Regions from separate parts of the Homo sapiens genome. Here regions 2 and 3 are each linked to region 1. The links are chromatin loops, found by intact Hi-C in ENCODE. Cell type or tissue: A673. All regions are shown on one strand.

What was found. A loop is a pair of places that touch in the nucleus more often than their neighbours do. Peaks named below come from ENCODE experiments on the same cell type or tissue, not always from the same donor. Only the 100,000 strongest peaks of a DNase experiment are listed, where the experiment ranks them.
Region 2: it touches region 1 in a loop (9-fold over the local background); 19 of 110 quality-filtered maps call a loop at or near these places.
Region 3: it touches region 1 in a loop (7-fold over the local background); 11 of 110 quality-filtered maps call a loop at or near these places.

Annotation. Positions count from the first base shown.
Region 1 is chr6:85,122,263-85,130,262 of GRCh38, forward strand. No RefSeq gene overlaps it. Among named protein-coding and RNA genes, the nearest start is that of LINC02535, 280 kb to the right of the region's middle. In A673, a CTCF peak has its summit at 4,847 (motif pointing left); a DNase peak (open chromatin) is centred at 4,809; H3K27ac peaks cover 2,128 bases.
Region 2 is chr6:84,424,004-84,432,003 of GRCh38, forward strand. The region is part of intron 4 of LINC01611 (long intergenic non-protein coding RNA 1611); the gene reads right to left. All of the region lies in intron 1 of LOC107986620 (a long non-coding RNA gene), which reads left to right. It also overlaps the pseudogene SMARCE1P2. Among named protein-coding and RNA genes, the nearest start is that of LINC01611, 47 kb to the right of the region's middle. RefSeq lists an enhancer at 553-1,118. In A673, a CTCF peak has its summit at 4,488 (motif pointing right); a DNase peak (open chromatin) is centred at 4,508; H3K27me3 peaks cover 963 bases.
Region 3 is chr6:85,010,745-85,018,744 of GRCh38, forward strand. No RefSeq gene overlaps it. Among named protein-coding and RNA genes, the nearest start is that of TBX18, 250 kb to the left of the region's middle. In A673, CTCF peaks have their summits at 4,868 (motif pointing left) and 5,071; a DNase peak (open chromatin) is centred at 4,827.

The DNA of each region.
Region 1 (8,000 bases):
AGGAAAATTGAGACCTGGCCCTGAAGGATCCCATATTATCCAAAGAACTATGCACACAGAAAGCCCAACAACCTTATGCCTTCACCACTGGTATCGTCCAAATTTCAGGATTCTCAGAACTCCACCTAAATGAAGGGGCACAGCTGCAGCCATCAGAAACCCATCTGGGAAATGCAGATGCTATTCCAACATCTGTAAGAAATGAAATATTTGGATCGTTAATTCAAAATATAACTAAGATGGAAACATGTTCTCTTTAAAATGTTTCTTGCTGCAAAGTCCTCTGTCATTTGTTTAGTCCTTTTCCTGTGCAAAGGTGTGTTACCAGCTGCTAAGGGGATCTCTAACTCACATAGTCACCCAAAATAAGCCAACAGTTATTTCCTATCTACATGAATATTGGGAGTTCCAACTGACACCCACATTTGCAATCCTTTAAGACTCAAGGCTGGAGCAGTAAATTCTCAAGCATGCTGCTTACATGACAGACCAAGACACTTTCCCAATAAGAATTCTGAGATTTTTGTCATAGCTTTCCAAAAAAATTATCTTGCTGTCACTCCCCTTTATCTATTCTAATCCACATTCGACCATTATTTTCTCATATGCCTTCTTTAACCAAAAACCTTCCATGACTTCCCTTTTCAGAGAAGGACTCCAAATATCTTGGTACTTGATGTCTTTCTCCACCTGACCTCTACCATTCTCTCCAAACTTAACTTATGTAGTACACTTTCTCACTTAACTATTCCATTTGATCCATCTGCATTTGCCCAAGCATATTCCTGCTTTTAGCCTCCCTGCATGTTGTTTTCTTCACCTAGAAAGACTGCTATGTCAGTCATAGTTCCAGAAGAAGACACGACCAATGAAATCAAAAGCCTTAACAAATTATTTACAGAGATATGGTCTATATTTAGTGAATCACAACAAGGGAAACCTGTTAGCCACTTTTGACCTGCACAGCAAGGGGAGAGAACAGTGTTACCTGGAAGAGGGGCTGTCCAACAAGAGCTTTGGTCAAAGATAGGGGACAATGCAGCTGCTGCCAAGGCCAAGCCAAGAAGGGAGGGGTCAGAAGAAGAAATATCCCAGCCTCTCCGTTCACCTGCTTTTACCTACCATTGGTAGAACCAACAGGAAGCCAGATGGCAAGGAAGCTAGGTGAAGAAGTCCATGGAGGTCAGCATTCCAAGACTCAGGGCAGGGCAGAAAAGAGAAAGAAATATGTGTGTGTGTGTGTGTGTGTGTGTGTGTGTGTGTGTTCATAATCAACACGTAAAACTCTTTTCCTTCCCCAACCAAATTGCCATCTCCACATTTGTGCTCTCTTGTCCCTCTAGGCTCCTTGAAAATGCACTGATGTTGCCTTTATTGTATTTAATGTCTCAATTTTTTATTGCTTCATTATTACCTAATATATTCCACTCTATACTTTTCATCCTGGTTGCAACTGTGAACAAATTATGGGGGAAAGAGTATTTTCTATGGCTTTGCTTTCTCCTATAGTTAAACCAATGCTGTGATCATTAAGATGTTCAACAAGTATATATTGAATGAATGAGGGGGAATAAGTAAGAGTCAGGAGGAAAGTTCTTTGATGGAAAATAATTACTCACTGCCCAAAATTATATGTGAAAGACAAAAATATAGTTAGAATATCATTATACTTTATATCTTAAATTCTGTCAAAAAAGATGCTAACCTCTCTGAAACATACCACCCTGATCTCCCTTTTTACCTTCAATGCTGATTCACTTAGAAAAAAAGCTAATAATTCTCAAAACCAGAGCAGGGATGTGGTCAGAGCTAATGATGTCCCATCCTTCTTCTCGCCTCTTTCAAGTTCTGCCCAATAGAATATACACTGTCCTTGGGCACAGGAAGGAGACTCAATAAATACTGACTTACAATGATGCAGAAAATAGAAGAGTGTGAAAGAAAAGTAGTGTTGAAGGAATTGAATAATATAAATCCTGTCACGATGCAAACAAGCAGTGAGCTATTAAAAGATCCAAGTTCATTTTGATGGCTATAAGAGTCTTCCAGTTGTCTTCAAAACTTGCCTAATTTGCTTTCTCATTTTGAAAACAATTATTTATTTTTAACAGCAATTTATTTTCTGCAAAATCATAAATCATCAATGTTTGTACTACTAATAGTGCAGCTTTGGGAAATTCAAGTAGAAATATACATGACATTCTATAGTAAAGTACTCCAGAAGGATTTAGCAAATTCCATGTGATTAAGGCTATCACTAAAGAGATTTTAAATTAATAAGTGCCTTTAATAAGGTTTACATTTTGGCAGGTGTAACAGGAGAGAAAATATTACTGTGAAAGTTTCAGTAGGAAAAGTGAATATTTGTATAGTCAGGGAAATCGGAAGATAGAGCTGAGAGAAACAGGTGTCAACACTATTGTTAGCTAATTTTCTATAGTAATGTGACTTGGGAAGATTGTTAGATGGAGAAAGCTCATGCCCAGGGAGAGGACATGAAGAAACAGTGCTTGCTGGTGCCTGGGTTAGGAAGACCAAAGGATTTAGGGAGGATGGACAAAACTGGGAGGTGTGGGTAAGAAGGGCAATGGGGAATAAGCAAAAGGGATGCTTCTCCAACAGGGCAGCCTCACACAGTCATGTGCAAGCCCTCTCAGCTCATGACTCAATTGCCAAGGTATTATAAATCTTTTCCTCAAGTGGCTTTTTAAAAACTTTGCTCAAGCATTTTTTCTACAAGGTTATAAGAAGCAGAAATGTTGAGAATTTTTTTAGCCCAAGATAGGTGTTTTCATAATAGATAGATGCCACCCAGAGAGCAGAGAACTTATCCTCTAATACAAAACAAGTTAGTGAGGAGAGTCAGTTTATTGTATTTATATAGCAATGATTCTCAACAAAATCCTGGCTTTCAATGAATCATATTATAGTGGAGAAGAAAGCCCAAGGTTTCCTCCTGTCATTCTGATGAAATCATCTGCAACTCAACTCAGTCCCATGCTGGTATGAGTGCAAATAAATGTCACTGTGAAAAAAAAAAATTTCATCCCTCTGGTGAGCTAAAATTTTTCAGTTGTATGATTTTTTTGAAGCAAATTTCTACAATTGAGAGTTCTCTGAACTTGGAGGAGTGTGTTCTTTTTGCTTAGAAATTTTTCTGATGCTTTTTGAAGCTCACTGAAATTTTCTAAAACTTTATTTGTAAGATTCCAAACCTGGAATTACATGCAAAGTAATCCTAAATAAGGAATAAAAACTTGGGCTTATTTAAACCTATTTGTTTTGGAAGTAAATGAAGGGCACTTTTTATAAATGCAGTGTGTCTTCAAAATATGATTCCTAGTTTCTCTACAGAAGTCCTTCTTAAAGCTGTAGGCTTTTCTACTCCAGCTGTGAGACCAGGAAAGTTGCACCATCGCGATCTCACTGCCCCATCAAAGAGAAGTCCCAGAAGACAAATGGATTTCTTTCCTTGACAACAGCCGAGTCTGCCCTCATGCACACAGAACTGTTTTAAAAGTAAAAAATAAATGTTTATTGAGCTCTTTTGATGTCACAGAAGAATTTACCCACATTTTCTCATCTAATCTTCATAACAGTCCTATGAGGTTGATTTTATCCTCATTTTTACTGATTAAAAAAGCAAGTCTCAGAGAGATTAGGAATTTGAGGCAGAGTAAGGATTTGAACACAGATTTTCCAACTTTAGTCCTCTCTGACTCTACTATAATATGTTTTATATACTAGTTCCCTGCCTGTCAGGTCCAGATGATTCTAAACCCCGCCCCATTGATTAAGAAAACAATTAAGCTCAAATCTTATTTCCTTATCTATGTGGTTCCAGGCTCATCTTCCCAGAAACCCAACCATATTTAAATTATTGCCATGAACGAATGATAATCGCCATCCTCCAGCATTCTCCTTCAGTATTAACAGACTCACAGCAGAAAAGTGAATTTCTACAAGTCATATTTCTTAGTATTCTAAGTTCCCAGAGTTTTCTTCTGTGATAAAGAAGTAGATAGGATTACAAGAAATTCTTTACCCTTCATGGGGAACTTGAGTCCCCAAATTTCTTCCTGGGATTTTAGAAGAACAGCCCCAAGTTTTGAAATGATAAAAAAAAAAAAAAAAATAGAAATAACAGGCTGACTTGGGGAGGAGGGCAGAAAGGAAGAGACAGAGGCTATGTTTGTATCTACTCTTCAACTGGTTCACTATAGCACATTGTAATTCCCTCTTCCTTCCTCCCCATGCCTTGCTCCTGCTGGCTCCCCCTCCCCATACGCACACATCTCCAGATACATTCCATGGTGAGTTCTCCCAGCCCAGAGCAAAACAAATCAAGCAGAACCATATAATTTATTGCACCAAACTGGAATTACCCCCACCCACTTAAAAAATCTGGTTTCATTTCAGGGTAACAGCAGCTCAGCTCTGGCAGGGCTCAGTCAACGTGGGTGATCTGTGACATGTGGCAAAAATATAGAACTCATCAGATTTAATAAAACAAAGTTCCACACGCGATCGGAAGGCCTCTCTCAACAAAGGCCTGGAGGAGTTACTGCCGGCAGTCCCCAGCTTGCAGGAGAATCAACCCCCTCCGAGTCCAAAGCTCCCTCTTCACTCAAAAGTCATGAAAGACCAACAGGCTGTCCCAAGCAGAGGGTGGGGTTGAATGTGGGGGAGTAGAGAACAAATGCTGGTAGAACCAATGCAGTGGTATAGAGTGAGAGAAACCGGGGAGCAGCAGTCAGTGTGGCCACCATGGGGCTGGCGTCTTTCACATCTCTGGCTCTCAGGGTCTGTTTGCATTCCATTGCAGGCAAGAGGTGCCCTCTGCTGTCTACCGGCCACAGTGCACCAGGACATTGTCACTGCTGGTTCCCCAGGGGGAGTCCGAGAAGTGATCGGATGACTGGAAATCCCGCTTCTACTGGAGGGACACTGGACTGTGGTGCAGATGAGCCACTGCCAAAATCTTCCCAGGACAGCTGTGGAAACTCTGAATATCCATGCAGTGGAAGTACCTATTTTAGATAACTCAGTTTTAGAGGCAACCACCAGGAACCTGCGAGCAGTAGGCAAACTCTGAAACCCTCTTCAGAGTCTCACAGCTATCACTTCTTCCTCATAACACAATTACAGCAAGGTGGAGAGGGAGGCAGGGAGAGCCAGAGGCTTCCCAGCTGAGGAGAAACAGAAGATCACTCAGGACCTCGAAACTAAGCTGCCATTGAGACCCTTCTGCAATGGCTCTGCAGGTCCCACCCTCCACTTCTTGGCCCACGTACGCCACTGGTAACTATAATACTAGCATCAATTAATCAACTGCCACTATATCAAGCACCTTACCATGACTCTGAAAGGTGTTGTCTTTCCTGCTTTACAGATTAGGAAGTTAAATTCACGAAGAAGTAGAGTAACCTGCAAAAGACACAAAAATGCCAGAGCCAAGATTCAAACCCAGGTCAGTTTGGCTGCAATCTCCCCACTCTTTCTACCACACTACACTGTCTCATATGCTACTGAACGGTTGACTAAACCCTACTGTGGAAGGTCAGCCAACAAAAGCCTAACCTAGGTCCTATAAAAATGAAGTCAAGCACAGTGAAATAGGATGTCATTGTTGTAGGGGATGTTTTTTGCATGTGTTGTTGTAGCACTGTCACTTTTTCCTATTCTGATGACTTCTGCTCCACGGCTAAATATCCCAGGAAGTCCTGACTCAATCATGTCTATGGCAGCCAGCAAGCTTCACGTTGAGCAAAAACCATGGCAGAATTTTAAAAGACACCAGACTCACAGTTAGAGCCCTGTGTTATTATCTGCTGTGCATCTCACTAGCTCCAAAATCTTGGCCTGGTGAGTCAGTTTGAGTTCCAGCTTTCTTTATAATAAAATACATGTGCTATTTTAGTAAAAGTTTATATGGGGATTACATGAGATTACATATTTATATGCATATGTATGTACATATGTATGAAGGTTTATATTATATATACATATAAAATAGTCAGCTATGTGATATACTAAAGTTAGATATTGTGATGGTTAATACTGAGTGTCAACGTGATGGAATGGAAGGATACAAAGTATTGATCCTGGCTGGGTCTGTGAGGGTGTTGCCAAAGGAGATTAACATTTGAGTCAATGGGCTGGGAAAGGCAGATCCACCCTTAATCCTGGTGGGCATGACTAATCAGCTGCCAGAGAGACTAGAATATAAGCAGGCAGAAAAATGTGAAAAAAGAGACTGGCCTAGCCTCCCAGCCTACATCTTTCTCCTGTGATGGATGCTTCCTGCCCTCGAACATCAGACTCCAAGTTCTTCAGTTTTGGAACTCAGACTGGCTCTCCTTGCTCCTCAGCGTGCAGATGGCCTGTTGTAGGACCTTGTGATCATGTGAGTGAATACTTAATAAACTCCCCTTCATATATATACACATACATATATATACACACACATATATATATACATATATATACACATATATACATATATATACGTGTGTGTGTGTATATATATATATATATATTCCATTAGTTCTGTCCCTCTAGAGAACCCTGACTAATACAGAGCAAACAATGAAAAGAGATTACTTTAAGATTTTTAACATTTAAACTAAACTGATGACATGTTCAATGAATTACCATAAAGGAGGGGCAAATATTATGGTTCTTAAGGAATCCGTAATATTTGTGGCTTGTCTCTCACTTGGGGCATATACTATGGGGAGAAGATATGGCGGGAAGGCAGCTTCTGTAAGACAGCATATGCAATCACTGCTCCAGAGTTCCAGACCAGACTCCTGCTAGCAGCCAGAGCTCCCTGAAGACACCGGGTGGTTCTTCTTCGAGAGTGTTTCACCCTTTCAGCCCTGGATTCAAATCTGAGACTTAGAACAGGTTCCTTGCTGCCATCGTCCATGGTTCTGATCCACCTGGACACAAAAGCCAGGCTGTGTCGGAGACTGAGGAGGAATGAAGGGACCAACTGTCATGCTTCCCTGTAGCCTCATCTCTACTTGTTCCAGGTCCTGACTCCTGTTTGGGTTCCATGTCTTCTGTGACTCTCAGAACCCCAAAATATTATGTGCTGTCGACCGCCTACAATTCCTCACAATTGACTGCATGGACCAACACTTCTTATACTTACTGAAGAGACAGACATACTGCAAATTCAGTGTATTTAAGAATGTTGTGGAATACTCATGCCTCTCTCCTTCAGTGTTCTGATTTTTTTATTGAAAACTCTGTTTTAGTAAGACAGACTTTTCAAAGTGATCATTGGTATGTAACTCAAATCCCCCTGCCTTTTAAAAAATGATCCCAGCTACCCTATAATATGCACTGCTTCTTCTGACATTTTGTACCCATGACAATCTAAGGGTTACTGTCATCTCCCCACTCACCTTTTGCACACCTGTCTCCTCCCAGAACATCTGCTTGAAAATGGCCTTCCCATCAAAGAAGTTGCAGAAGCAAGAGTTTCAGTTTATCCCCTGCTAAATAATCCCTGTGACCTGAGTTGCTCAAGTGAATTTTAGCAACAGAGAAATTCAGTTAGAAGGATGAGTTGTCTTCATTCTACCAACAAGATTATACAAATTACTAAAGTTAACCCTGTATCCATACATTCCAATGAAAAAACAACACTTTAGCGAGTGTGGCATTTTTTTCTACACAATATGTATTGTCTTTAAAGATACGTTTCAATCTTATTTTCATTATCAGCTTCTAATACGTGTGAGTGTATGTGTATGTGTGTGTGTGTGTGTTTAATGACTACTATCGTGAGTCATTTTCAAGACAGCATTTTAGCTGAGTGGTTGAGAGCTTGTAAGCTGGTATCAGACCTGGTTCTAATTCAGCCTTGGTAAGTGACCAGCTGTTGACCTTGGGGTAAGTTACCCAATGCCTTTGAGCCTGTTAGGTGGAAATAAAAATAGAAAAGTCAGATATTTATTGCGAGAATTAAAAGAGGTAATGAATTATTA
Region 2 (8,000 bases), 700 kb before region 1:
AAGGAAACCAAGAGCTATATTGGGAAAAACTTTGATGCCCCTGACCCTAAGAAAGCGTTACTCTTCATGAAGAAAGAATAAATGTTTGAGGTGGCAGATATCCCAGTTACCCAGATTTGATCATTTCACATTGTATCCTTGTATCAAATATCACATGTACTCCATAAATTAATAAATAAGTTTAATTAAATTAATAAAAATTTTAAAAATTAAAAGTTTCATTCTTTTTGAGAGAATTATGTATTCAATGTCGTGCATTGAAAATGAGTTCCCTAAGTGAAGGCTGCTAAATACAGAAGACATATGTGTATAATCTCAAAATAATAGGTGAAAACCTGAAGATATAAAGGGTTATGTTTGAAGATAGAGTTAAACATATGGTGTCTGCTTTGAAATTCTCTTTCTATATTTGGGCATGATCTTTTTCATAGATATGCAAGCATAGTCTCTTTTTCTTTGACTGTCTGTTTACACGTCATAGTCGCAACCTCCTAGTGAAGAAAAATTTTCCAGTTTTAAAAATTTGCAAGTAAGAAAATAAAATTGTCACAGTGTGAAACTGGATTTTCAATGCAAAGCTGTTATGACAAGAAAAAAACATACAGTTTAAGGCAGATATTTCAAAATTCTATTTTCCTTGAACCAAATTTCACCTTTTTTCCCTCCATTGTTGCTTAAATAATTTTTGAATGCATTCAGATAACAACTTGGAAAAGTGAAATGTTATACTCACACATCAAACAGGCATTCCTTCAATAGGACAATTTTTGTGTTCTGCATTAGAAAGAACAAGACTCCTTTAAGGGGGAACCCTCCCTACTTAAACAATGAAGGCAAGAAAAGGTTACATGCCTTTAGGGCTTTCCTTTCACTATCTTTACCAAAGGAAGACGTACAAAGAGAAGTTAAGCTTCCTTCTACAAGGCAGTGACCATGATGAAGAATTTTTTTTTTTTTTTTTTTAATAGTACTCAGGCCAGATCCTAGTGCAGGTGGGTGTTTTCCAAACAGAATCTGTCTGGTGGAATGAGAAGCACCGTGGAAGTCAGATTCTCCTGCTTTCCATCTGTGGATGTCTGTCATTTGGGGACAATGACCAGCACTATATTTTCTTAACCCAATATGGACAGAGTATGTGTTTGGATTGTATTGTGTGACATCCCCTTCTCTATCGAACAGGCTCAAGAGGGGAGGGGGTGGGGTCTGGCTTTTTAAGGATGGGTCTAATGCGTTCAGCTGTTATCACACTTTGCTGATTGTAATCACTCGTTTTATGGTTTCTTTTCCAGCTGCTCCAAAAATTCATTGCAATATCCTCTAGGTTTATTTTTAATATCCCATAATTCAAAGATCTAAGAAAGAAGAGTTGAAATAGAAATCCATGTCCTGATTCTCTCCCATTTTTTTTTTTCTCTTGGGGAAGAAGGGATTTAGGATTTGGACACATTCCTCAAAATCCTCTCTGGAGAAATGTGTTCTTTTCTTTAGGGAAGGAGCCAGCTTGGAGCACATTCACAGGCTTATTCAATTGATAGAGGAATTGGGAACCGATCCTATGTAAATATACAAAATATTTTAAATTCAAAAAATTAATTCTTTCTTCAGAGCATTTATGTTTAAAATGTTTCCTTTTTGAGTGGTAGCAAAACAATAGTACTCTGTTGGCATTTTAGGATTTCGAGATTCCCTGAATAAAGTATTTGCTCTAAACTCTGTTATCCTAAACTTATTTAGTAAAGGGTAAGAACGTATCGCTCTTTAAACTGCAGAACGCTTTCATGCATGGGAAAACTAAAAGGCAAGGGGATCCCCATATGTGCTGTCTCTGAAAATATCTTGACTTACATTTTAAAATCAACTTATTTCAGGGGAAGTGGACCCTATCAGTTTTCTTTGTTTTCCCCATTTAGTCCTCTGAAGAGCTAGATCTGAGAAATGATTCAGCTAGAATTATAGGTTGCCATTTCTTCATTTTCCACTACATAGCAGCAGCTCCTTTCAGTCATTTTTAAGTCCTTTAAAAGCCCATATGGGGAAGAGGGGGAGGGGACTGCCTGTAAATCATAAGGACCCAGTTTCTTGATTTCAGTGAAGGGTAGTTTTACTGTCCGCTGTCACCACAGCTGTCAGCAGGATGCCTTAAACATCCTAATTGTCACTAGGGATCAGATTGTTCCTTAACTAATTGTTTAGATCAGCTAATCTACATCCATCATCTGCAAAGGGCAGGCAGCCCCAGGCATCCTGTAATTTAGATAAAACTCCTTTTCTGGGTCTAAACACATTGTTTGGGTGACCAAGGGTCAGGTACCAAAAAGCCTACCTAGGGGTGGAACAAGAGTGGAGATTGTATACTGAGGACCCGGTGAGCCTCCAAGCTTACAAGCCCAGACCACCTGCATGTGTCCCACTCAAACAACTGTGAATCAGTAGAAGATTCCATGTCATTGATCGCAATATGCCAAGAGCCCAAACAGAGCAGACAGCCAAGATCACTGCCTGAGTCAGCCCTTGTGTTTGCACTCATATGGGCTTTGAGGTACTCGTTATGACACAAATGTGCTGGGTATTTTTGAGCTATTTGCAAGGCTTTCTTGAGTTATACTTCTAAAAACACATCAACAACAGCGACATAGTATAAATTATATATGCAACACACACATTTCATGTTAGAATGAAGTCTCCCTTCTAAGAACCTCTGCTTTAATAAGCTTTCTAAAACAATTGGTGAATTCGTTATTTTAGACTGTGAGGTAGTTTTTCTTGCATTCATCTGCTCATTCTTCCTTCAATAAAAATTTATTTCAAACTCTCATGAGCTTGGCAAGAAGGTTTTTGTGCCTCAGGAATGCAATTCGTTTAGAAACAAGCCATCCCCTTACATTCATATAGTTCTTATCTCAGAGTGCTTTCAAAATAACTAACGAATCGATTTAAAAGTAAAAAAAAAAAAAAAAAGTAAAAGCAAGCAGGCCTTGAACTGAGCAGAAGTGAAGAGGAGTAGAAAGACAAATGTTTGATAAATGATAAACAAACAAACAAATACAGCCTTCCCAAGAGTGAAATTCAACCATTCATTAAGATAATTTAAGAAAAGGGGTCTAGGGACTTCTAAAAAACAGAACTTTGGAAAACCCTCCACAGTTATCTCACTCATTCAGATTTAGTATAAATCCTATTAATTTTGCAGTAAAGAACCCTACTAATTTTGTTTAGGATGGCCTTTCTCTCACTTTCTTTAGTTTTTCTTTTAATGTAATAGTATACCTATTAATATTTTATAGAAGTACAGTGCTATGAAATGGAATCTGGAAAAATAATAAAAGAACAATTGCTAAATTGTAGCCAGCATTTATTGTGGTTTACCTATTTAGCAGGCATTATTGTAAGCATTTTACAAATAGTAATTCATTTAATTATCACAACAACCCTATGATGTAGGTACTTTTATTATTCCCACTTTGTGGGGAAATTGATTCACAGAGAGGTTAATTTACACAAGATCACAGATTGTGCTGGTGAGATAGCAGAGAATAGCAGTCAAACTTGGGAAAACCTTTTAGAGGAATCAGGTTCTGAAATGGGAATTAAAGGCTGGCAGGAATGGGGGTTTGTTGTCCCACAGAGGCAGATAGACAAGGAACACAGACTTTAGATGCTGGAGGTTTCCGTAAAATTGGATTGGAAAGAAAATGGGCCCCGTCTGGGGCAGAAGAGAAATGACAGCCATAGGGCTGACAGGGACACCAGGGCAGCTACAGTAAGTGATGATCGGCTATGGTCCAGCTTCTGACACTCAGAAATTTCATTTTGTCACTTTCACCTATTACAGCGACTAAAAGAACTTAGGAAATCTATAGACTGCTTTTCTTCCCTGCCCCTGACTGCCATCATTTTCTACAGAATTTTCTTTTCTAGTTGCAAAAGTAGTCTGTATTTATTGTAGAAAATATAAAAAATAAAACACACACATGCCCAGAGGAAAAGAGAAAATTAAAACATTTCTAATTCTACATCCCAGAGATAATCACTTTCAGCATTTTCCATGTATAATTTCAGACATAAAATAAGAAAATTGACTTAAATCTACATAGAACTTTGCCATTTCCTTCCCCTCCCCACAGCTTAGCTTGATGTAGTAAATATTTTTCATGTTTTTATATATCAGTTTTATTAAATTCATTAAATTAAATTAATTTATTTAACAGATCTGCTGTTGATAGTAGATGGTTTCTTTCTCTTGTGTGAGATTATTTTCTTATAGTTTCATGCAAACTCATTAAATCATAATTTATTAACAGATAAAATGATTTTTATATTGCTAAATGCTCTCTGTAGATGTACTGTTTTATCCCTGTGGCAGCATAGACTGAAAAAGCCATTTCCCCACATACCACACCATAGAGATACAGAAGTTTCTAACTTTTGATTTAGAAGCTTTCTCCGAAAGGCAAAGCTGTAACTCAGAGCAAACCCGAGTCACCTCTGAGTGCCACCAACAGGTGGCGATGGCTGCTACCAGGATGGAGGCATTTGACACTTTACGAATTAAAGCAGTCTTCTAGACGTTAACCTTTAAAAGGGATAAATTTTATAAGTAAAAATGGTATTTCTTGTTTGAATTTCGGTTTGGTTATTAAAAAACACTGAATGGTTTTTTGCATGTTCATCTGTACTGCTTTTGCAAATTGTCTTCTCACTTCTTTTGCCCATTCTCTTTATACTGGGGTGTTCATCATTGTCATATTATTTATAAATTATCTTTATGGTCAGTACATTATGAGTATTATTTCAGGTTTACATTTGTCTTTTAATTCATAGTTTTTTAAAACTTGGATAAGGAAGTTATACAGAAGTTTTAAATGTTTATATAGCCATTTCTATTTTATTCCTTAAGATTTGTTTCTTTGCATTCTTAAAAGGGCTCTCTTTACCTCAAAATCAGAAAAATATTCTTCTGCCTTTCCTTTGTTTTTTAAGTACTTAACTTTTTGATGCATCTGTTTTTTATTTCAGTTTAAGGTACTGGGGAGAAAATCGACATTTTTTTTTCCAAAGAGCTAACTGTTTCTGTACCATTTTTAATAATCCCACCTTTCTGTAAAGATTAGAGATATTACCTTAGCCTATAATAAAGCCTTATATCCACTGGAGCCTATTTCAGACCTTTCCATTCTATCCCACTGGAATTTATTTAACTACTAGAGCCACCTGTTTCTTCAAAACACCTTAAGATATTGTAGGGCTGGTCTACCTCATCATTTTTTCTATTTTGTTTTTACTCTTTTAAAATATTGTATTGGATTTGATTTTCAAATTACTATGTTAACACATGTGTCTTAGAATAAATTAAACAGTAGAGCATGGTGTATATATAAAGTTAATAACTTCTCTCTCTCTAGTCCCATCACCAAGGCTTATAGTGTGGTGAATACATTTTTACACTTTTCTCTGTGTTCTTTCTTATGAGCAAATAATAATAATACATGATAGTAAGGAGAATTTCTTTTACCATTGAAACTAAAAACCATTTTTTCACTTAAAAAAGTATTTAGAACACATAAAACAAGGCAGCATTTACTCTTTTTTCTCATCTTCTAGTATGGGATCTCTTGGTGGCCCCTCCACTGTTGCACCATTTCTCTCTGAGCCAATGTTACTGTCACTGGTTCCTTCCTCTGCCATACTGTCGACCCTCTCCTGCCCACTCTCCTTGTCCTCAGTAGATTTGCCTTCTTCACCGTTCTGTTGGCTCTGTTGTTTCTTCAAGGCGTGTCTCCTCTGTCTCTATTGGAATGTTCTCATTGTCTTTTTTTTCCTCGCCTTTGTTGGCCACTGGCTCTTCCTCAGGAATGATGCTGCTCTCACTGCACTAAACTTGCTCTGCTGCCTCCTTCTCCCTTTCCTCCTGCCTTTTGTGGGTCTGTTCCTCTGCCTGTGCCATCTCAGCTACAATTTTCTCCAGATCCATTTCTATCTTCAGACCACACAACCTTTTAAGTTCATTGTTAAATGAATCTGTGCTTTCCAGGAATTTCGCCTTCTCCTGGTGTCGATCCTCTTTTGGAAGAAGTTCAGCTTCTAGTTTTCGCTGATGAACCATTAAGGACTGGACCTGTTGTTTGGGGACCTGCATTCTAGTTGTTGTGACAACTGACTGAACCTCTGGTACCACACTCTCACTAAGGATTTCACTGATGAGGCGGCGGTTTCTCTGGAAACGGACGGTGGCTGTATCTTCATTGAAAAGCCATCATCATAATCAACTGATCTTCAGCAGAGAAGGCTCGTGTAAGGTTCTCCTTTCTCCATGTGAGACTGTTTGGGTTGACTGTCTTCCTCTAAAGCAGCTTCTGCAAGACTTTTTGCATTTATGTAAGCGAGGTACACGGGGGAATTATGATGGGCGTTCATAGATTCATTGTACTCTATCTTTTCTACTTCATATTCGTTTAAATATTGTTTCTCTTCATCAGCAAGATCTTGCCACATGCCAGCAATAATCTTGCCAATTTCCCACAACTTTACGTCAGGGTTGGAAGCCTTTACTTGGTCCCAGACCTTTCTGCTGTACCTCATGTAGGGCATCAGCGGCTTATCTGGTGGCTTTGGGGGTTTTGGAATCGTAATACTGGAGGACCCCCTGACCCGGCTGTTGGTGGCTGGGTTCCCTCCCAGCCTGTAGTTGCTGTAGGCAAGATGACAGTATGGATTGTATCCTGCAAACGCTGGTGTGCTGGGCATCTGTGTTGCAGAAGCTGGGGTGGGAGATGGGGCATAAGATGGTCTTTTTGGCATTTTGGAAGATTAAATTCTCAGTTCCTTAAGAATGAATCTGAGACACCGCAGGTAGACAAAGCGCTGGCAGCTCCGGCTTCGCTTTTCTTTGTCCCATGCACGCCCCCACTAATGAGAATATTTATCGAGAGCAAGACATTGTTCTAAGCACCCTACCTGAATGATTTCCTTTACTTTTTATCATAAACATATGAAGTAGATATTATTGTCATCATCAATACGCAGATGAGCAAACTGAATCGCTGGTAGTCTAAATAACCTACCCACGTCACATACTGTAGTTAGTAAGTGGTGGGACCCAGATTAAATCCAAGCAGACAGGTTCCAGAGCCTGAGCTTTAGAACCTGTCTGCTTATCTATCAAATGTCTTTGATAGACATTTAGACTGTCCTTATTTCTTGACCACCCTCCAACAATGCTGCTATTAGCATTTCTGTATACAAATTCTTTCATACCGGTAATTTTATTTCTGGCCTATAGTTTCTCAGAAATGATATTGCTGGATCTTAGGGCACATGATTTTATTTAATAGACATGACCAGATTAGTTTTCACAATGGATACACTAATGAATACTCCCACATATGAAATGTTCTCACAAACCCTCTTTTTGCTCTTTCTTCCATATTGAAGCCCCAGCATGTGCCCAGCGTTGTTCTCAGCACTGGGATGTGAAGGTGGTCAAAGCAGATGTGGGTCCTGCTCTTGAGGGGCCACAGCTTTCGCTCACACAAGATATCATTCTCTTTCTCCATTCCTCCGAAGCACCACAAGCAAACACAACAGAGAGTACCCCACAGGGAACAACTTAAAGATGAACACAAAATGACTAACTATTTTCTTAACCTGCCCTGTCCTTCCACACCACTACCTACACAATCCTCCCTTCACTCGGACCATTCTCTCTCCTGAGTCAGTCATCTGCCACATTTCCAGGACCTCTGATCTTACAAATCTCCAGGAAGGACTTTCCAAACGAAGGATGATTTACCTTTCTGTTTCCTGTTTTTCCTCTCAGGCCCCACCCAGGGAACCTCCTTTGAACAACAATAAGAACATCAGCAAGTGTAGACCATGGCCTGCCTGCCTTTCCTTCCCTCCCTCCCTCCGTCCCTCCCTCCCTTCCTTCCTTCCCTCCTTCCTTCCTTCCTTCCTTCCATCCTTCCTTCCTTTCTTCCTTCCCTCCCTCCCTCCCTCCCTCC
Region 3 (8,000 bases), 110 kb before region 1:
AAAAAAAAAAAAAGCATCCAAACTGCATACTGGATTTTAATGCTTTCACTACGTTATTTCCACTTGCATTTCATTAGCCAAAACAGGTCACATGGCCATGCCTGGGTTCAAAGGAAGAGAGAAAGTGTAATTCTCCCATGTCCCTGGAAGCCAGAAATATCTGGCAAATAGCCCTAATGGCGATCACAGGGCTACAACAAATGGCTGTTGGATGCAAAGCACAATTATATGTGCAGAAGGTAGACTTTTTTTATATCCCAGAGAGAAGGAAGAGATGAAGCCTCTATAGAGCAAAATTAGCATAGTGAGACACAAACAGCCCCTCCCTTGCTCTGAGTACACACTCAACTTCACACAGCAATTGATTCAGTATGTGGTTCAAGTTTCAGAATATTATAAATGTAGTGGAGACTTCTGTATCATTCTCAAAGTGCTATTATGAAAGACCATCAGACAGAAAGTAGATTAATTATTACATTAATATCTCCCTCAAAAAATCTGCCTACATCACCAAAAGCCACAAATGGTGAAACTCCCTGATAGGACATACCTCATGCCTCAATCCCCTCCTTGCTATCTTTTTGCATGTGTTTTGGAAGTTTTTTAAATTTTAACATTCTAGTCTCAGATGAAGCATACATTCTAAATTCTGAAACGTGGAGTCTATGTATCATAGTTCATTCCTCATCTCATTTATCTCATCTTCCCTTACATGCCTCTCTGCACAGTGGGAAAACTTTCTTTTGACCCCACTTTCTCCAAAATGGTTCCCTGATTACCCCAGGTCAGAGCACAACCGCCCTTTTTTTTATTGCCAAGCTGTGATGTTTCCATGATTTACACCATTTAACTGTCATTCTTCCCTAGCTGCTTTCTCCAACAGTCTATAAAGTCCTTTGAGAATCATAGGTTGCTAGATGTCTAAATGGGCAAACTGAACACTACATTCTCTCTTCCCAGTCACTGCAAGGACAGGTGGAGTTCCTTCTCAAGGATTTCATCTCTAAGAGCAGTCCGGGAGCATGGCCAGACCCTGGGCTAGGGAGATGGACCAGCAGCTGAGTTAGGTGGATGTATTAGTTTGTCCTCATGCTGCTATAAAGAATTTCCCAAGACTGGGTAATTTATAAAGGAAAGAGGTTTAATTGACTCACAGTTCCACATGCTAGGGTGGCTTCAGGAAACTTAAAATCACGGTGGAAGGGGAAGCAAACACATCCTTCACATGGCGACAGGAGAGAGAAGTGCAGAGCAAAGCAGGCAAAAGCCCCTTATAAAACCATCAGATCTTGTGAAAACTTACTCACTATCACCCAGAACGGCAGCATGGGGGAAACCACCCCCATAATCTAATCACCTCCAATGAGGTCCCTCCCACGACACTTGAGGATTATGGGAACTGCAATTCAAGATGATATTTGGGTGGGGGCGCAGCCAAACCATACCAGTGGGAAAAGATTAGGGCCTCTTTCTCTCTCTCTCTCTCTGTCTCTCACTCTCTCTTTATATATATGTGTGTATATATATACACACATACAAATATATAATACATACATATATATATATAAAAGGAGACATATATATATTTCATCTTACCCTTCCCAGACTGTATCAACCAAAAACCTTTAGGCTGTAAGTACTGGAAACCTTTACTTTATTTCTTTTTTAAGAATGTTTGTTTTAAGGGTAGGGTTAGTTTCAGGCCAGGATTCATCCAGGGACTCAAATGATTTCATCAGGATGTGATTTCTCCTCCTCTGCTTATCTGCCCTCCTTTCTTGCTACTTGCTCAGTGTTGGGCAGATTTTCCTTCATGAGCACACGGTGGACACCAGGAGTTCCAAGGGTCATATCCAGTTCTCAGCAGTCCGAGAAAAGCCCATTGCTTTACACACTGTCCACATCAGGTGTCTCCCCAGTCAACCTGCCAATAAGTGGCCTGGAGGATTAGATATGCAGATTGGATTAGGCTTATCAGGCTTGCCCCTGGGGGTGAGGGTTGGGTTATGTCTACCCAACCCATGGTGGTGGGGGTGCAGGTGATGTTCTGCCAATGGAAATTCAAGGCACTCTGTTATGGAAAAAAGATTGAAAGGATGCCAATAATCCTAACACAGGCTCTCAGCCTGCCTTTCCTAGGTTCTGCTGCTTTTCTTTACTGCTTCAAAATTGGCCTTCCTTTCTTTATCCAGTCTATCACTGATGGACATTTGGGTTGATTCCATGTCTTTGCTATTGTGAATAGTACTGCAATGAACATACATGTGCAAGTATGTTTATAATATAATTATCTGTGGTACATATACACCATAGAATACTATGCAGCCACAAAAAGGAATGAGATTATGTCCTTGGCAGAGACATGGATGGAGCTGTGGGGCATTATCCTCAGCAAAGTAACACAGGAACAGAAAACCAAACACTGTATGTTCTCACTTATAAGTGGGAGCTGAACAATGAGAATACATGGGCACATAGAGAGGGGAACAACACACACTGGGGCCTGTTGTGGGTGGCAGATAAGGGAGGGAGGGAATCAGGAAGAATAGCTAATGGATGCTGGGCTTAATGCTTAGGTGATGGGATGATCTGTGCAGCAAATCATCATGGCACACGTTTACCTATGTAACAAACCTGCACATCCTGCACATGTACCCCAGAACTTAAAATGAGTTGAGAAAAATATAAAAAAGCCTTTCTTTTGTTTCATTCTGTGGGGAAGGGGAAGCGGTGAAGGTAGAAGAAACCTGGTCTCAGTATTCGGTAACAGTGATTACTTCCTGTGTTGGTCCTTCTTAAGCCATATTTCTGTTTTAATGGGGACTTCCTAAAGATCCACTGGTTCAGAAGAAAGATCACTGGCTGGTAGTTTAACATCTAGTGTTGAGTCTCTGCTCAGAGACTTCAGATAACTTACTTTGTGGGCTCGTTCTTTTTATTCATGAATGAAGAAAGATGAACATATCTTCAAGGCATCTCTGGAAGCTATGATTTTATTGTTCTATGAAACTGGGACAGAATTGCAAAAGTTACTTGCTCCATTTCTCATAACTGGCAAGATGTCCCAACTTCATCCTCCCAATTTCAAGGGAGAGGCTCTTTCGAGTATACCACAGCTGACATATTCCAAGACGGATTAGGAAGGTGATGTTAATGGTATTGTTAATCCATTGTATTTGTGGGTAGGGGGGTGTGGTTAAGAAGGCATAGACACCACTCGGTTTTCAAATTGATGAAAGAAATTATATTAAAATTGGTACAAGCACACACCGGGGACTGTTATGGGGTGGGGGGCGGGGCGAGGGATAGCATTAGGAGATATACCTAATGCTAAATGACGAGTTAATGGGTGCAGCACACCAACATGGCACATGTATACATATGTAACAAACCTGCACGTTATGCACATGTACCCTAAAACTTAAAGTATAATAACAATAAAATAAAATAAAATAGGTACAAGCAAGGAAATTTTGACTATTTCTGACCCATGGAGGAAACAAGTTTGGTGTTAGATATACTTGTATCTGGTTTACAGTGAATGTGGGACAGTCATGTGGAAATGCCCAGAAGACATTTAAAATGGAAATGCATCTCGGCAGCTAGGATGGGGCTGAAAAGGTGGAGGCTGAAATGGACTGAATGAAAAGCATCATAGAACGTGGATCAGAGTCCTAGGGGAGATGGCACAGGGGGAGATTCTAAGACTGGAAAGAGTCTACCTTTCAGCGATGAGAGCGGGGCACCATAAAGAGACCTAGAAGAGGAGAATCAGGAAAATTCATGGAAGATTTGCTGAAACCAGATGGGAAGAGACAATTTCTGGATGGCTGGATGAGGGCAAGGGGTAGAGTGAGAACTGAGAGCGCCAAGTGCCTTTGCTCAGGATGGACTTCCACATCTTTCCTGTGAGGGCAGTTTCAGGTCACTGGGTCACTGGGTGGGGGAGGGTTCCAGACAATGATTGTAGGAAGCTAAGGACAAAGTGAGTGTTGAAAGGAAGGTGGTGAACACAGCTGAGGTCAGGCAGCCCCGACTGCCCAGCTGAACAGGAGGGCAAGGGGCTGGGAGTGTGGAAGACATTGAGAAAAGTAAAGGGACCTGAGAACCACAGCTGCGAGGAATAAATGAAGGAAACAACTACATTTGGTTTTTAGAACTTGCCCAGCAGATCTGACTCGCTGACATTAAATTATGCGCACGGCTCCTTGGAAGCACACTGGAACTGGATGTCAAAGCAGTGAGACAGAAAACTGGAACGAACGCTACACAAGATAAACGAAATGAACTTTTGTATTTATTTTGATCCCTCAATACTCCCTGTGGAGACAGTCAACCCTTCAAGGGCCAGGACCCTGTCATCCATCCTCCTTTCGTCTCCCTATTCTGCTTGGCAAAATGTTGTGGAACCCAATGGATCTGGACTTACCAAGGAAAAGGGATGAACCCTCTAAATCAAAGGGATTATTAAGGGGTGAGCAGATATTCCTCCTCAAGAGAAAAACTTGAGAAGTCTATGGACTTCTCAAGGAAAGTGGCATGATTACAAATGGAATTACAAATTCCTTCATTATCCCATAATAAAACTTGAGTGGAAAATACCTTCTCACTTAAAAAAAAATTAATTGGCATTCCACAGATCTTATTTCTTGTGTAAAGAAGTGACCATTTGGGAGGAAGCCAGCCCACTACTGAAACAATCTGCAAAAGCACGTCCTCTTAATCGTCTTTTGTCGAAGAAAAAGGAGAGACAGAATGGATACTTGAAGGGGTGGGGAATGACCTGAAAGTCGCTGTTGCGTTTCCTCCAGGCAGCTTGCTGAAGAGCCCGGCGGCTGTGCTGTCCGTGCTTCCGCCTGGTGGACAGAGTTGGTAATTCTGACTGCTTGGGGACTGTGAGGAAAGGAAAACTTCCTGCTTCCCAATTTTAAAAAAAGAAAAAGAAACAGCAAACATGAGCCAGAAAAGACTGTCCAGTGTAGAGTACCTGTAATGCAGCCGCGACCAGCTTCCTGACAGCTGCAAACACATTCCTTGTGAGGCCACTCTGTAGGCCTGTAAGGCAGAGCAACACTCCTCATGCTGAGTTGGAGAAAAGCAAGGCAGGCGACTGCAGAGGACAGCAGGTGAATCTCTGGTCTCTTGGGGACACAGCCTTTGCTGTGGTTTCAGTCCTGGCATCAGAACTCTTTTTTTTTTTTTTTTTTTTTTTTTCTGGATCTGGGCTGTGTTATCCTGCTGCCCTTTTTGGTTCAGGACTCAGTGATGAAACAATCAGTGACCACAGGGTAGGCAAAACACATTCTGGAGGTTCACTGCTCAGGAAGAGATGTGACAAGTTAATGAGATGCAGCCCAAGTCTCTTCTCCATTGTTTCTCCTGTTTCTTTACAGGCAGCCAAACCATGACAGGAGGTCAGCGTCGGTGGAGGCATGGCTGGTGCGAGCAGACATCAATCACCTTGGGTGGGAGACTGGGTTCTGGCTTCACGTGAAGGTGGAGTCTCTCTCCTATGCTTCACTTCTCTGGAGAAGTATCTCAAAGTCATATCGGCTCAAACACTCAGTCCTTAGCTATTCGCAGCCAAATATCAGTTTAAAAGTGCCCTGTGCTCCTTGTTGCCAGGGCCACCACATTTCTATGACCCTTTTCCGTCACAGCAGAGAAAAACCAAAACAGTCCTCTGCAATTGGTCATTTGGTGTTTCATGAAAAAGAACTGGCAGATAGTTAAACGGCTAAAACCAATGGTTATTAGAAATTTGGGCAGGATCTGTAGATATGCCTTCTCTACTGAACAGAAATGTCCTATCACTTACTGAAATAATTTCATGAAGACAGCTTTGAAGCAGAAAATGAAAAAAAGTATAAATTCCACATAGTAGTGCAAACACAGAGCACTATCTATTGTTTTAAGAAATAACTGACTTTTAAAACCTTCATACAATTTATAAATCAAAATCATTTTTCCCTTGAGAACAATCCAAAAAGAGTAAAGCATTCAAAGCACCAAATTTTCAAAAGACCTATTGGATTTAAAGATTTTATCCAAGGAAATAACTCACTGTATTATTTAAATGGCCATGCAGCTCTTCGAGGCCCAGATGCAAGACACCATCAAAGTAAAAAGTGTTATTAGTAACCCTTGGTGGCCAGCCATCTCCTTCCCCTGCTCTTCCAGGGAAGCATCTGCCTAGTTCCATTTTGTTATTTGATTTCATTATATATTTTTCAGACATCTGCTCCCAGGCTCTCTGAGACAACAGTGAATTCTGCTTAGAGATGAAATTGCACATGAAGGAGAATGTAGAGCAGAATCCCTGAAACCTGATGATCCCTTTAAAGGAGTTTGGAGAACTTCAAGCACAGCCTCTCCACTAAACACCATTCAACTGGAGGCCAAGGAGCCACATTACTGAATTACTCCTTGAAAATAATACAATAGAATAAATGAACAATAGAGAAACCACTCAGCGAATAAGATTCTGTTTATTATGCTGAATTAGATACTCAGCTGTTTGGTTGTAGCAGACTCTGTCAGTGCTCTGCCTCTTGTCTCCTCAGATCCCTCTGCAGTGTGTGTGTGCATGTTGTGTGTGTGTGTTTGTTCTCTCAGCACCTTCCAATTTGTGATTACTCTCATTAGCTAACAACTGTGTCACTTGTTGAAGGGCTGCTCTCAGGCTTCCACTTGGTTGGAAAGGCAGGGAGCATGTGAATTTATGCCTCTTCCACTGCAGACATCCTTAATCAATGACAAACAGGTGTGAAGTATAAATACCCCAGCTCCCTTGCCCTTGATGGAAACTACTCTGAGTGGTAAACTGTGTTGTCTGTAGAGCTTCCGTGCAGGACTGAGCAAAATTTACTGTAGTGGTTTTAAAATATGTCCACAAATTATTTGATGCTCCTCCCTTAAAAAGGTGGAAGCTAATTTTTCTTCTCCTTATATGTAGGCCAGACTTGGTGATTCACTTTTAAAGAATAGAAGATGAGGAGCAATGCTATGTGACTTTCAAGGCTAGGTCATATAAAGAATGGGTTCTGTCTGGCACTCTCTCTTGGACTACACATTCTGGAGAAAACAGCAGCCACATCATGAGGACACTCAAGCAGTCCTGGGAGAGGTCCATGTGGAGAGGAATGAGGTCTTCTGACAACAGCCAGCACTAACTTACCATCCATGTGAGTGAGTGACCTTGGAGGTGGATCCTCCTGCCCCAGATAAGCCTTCAAATGACTGCAGCCCCAGCTGACATCTCAAGTGCAACAACTTGAGAGACCTCCAGGGAGATATACCCAGTCAAGCCACTCATGAAATATTAATCCACGTATACTCAGAGGCATAATAAATATTTATTGTTGTCTTAAGCCACTATGCTTGGGCAGTTTGTTACACAGAAATATATAACTGATACAATTTCTCTCCAAGAGACTGTCCTTAATCCTGCACCTTTGTTTGCCTTCTTCCTTTCCTAATCATGCTTTCCCCTTTATCCCCCTATGGACTTTCCCTAGGAACACTTCCTAATAAATCCCTTTCACAAGAATTGTCTTGGAATCAAGTTCCTGTTTTGGTTAAACCTTCTTGTAAAATAGTCCTCATTCAGGTCCTGTTTCCTGGCTCAAGTTGGCTTTTACTTTTGAAGAATTTTCTAGACTAGTTTTACCTTTTCCCATACTAATTATCCTCAATCCTTTCCTTTACCACCTAGAGCATGGCAACACAATTTCCTCAGTTCATGAACCACAGGTGAGCATGAGGTTGATGTCATGAAAGCAAGCAAAGAGAGGGAAGACCTTTACCTACCCACCAGCTGCCAATGTGAGCATTTCAGCACCTAGCAGACAAACTCCACTCTGCCTCTGCGGTCTCAGAGTGACCCGTGGGAGCTACTAGTTTGGCAGTAGGATGGAAGGTGCCTCTCCTGCCTGGCTGCAACTGCAAGTGGTGAGAGAGTCCTTGTGAGCTTGGGCTGCATTTAAGTCAGACAGCAGTCC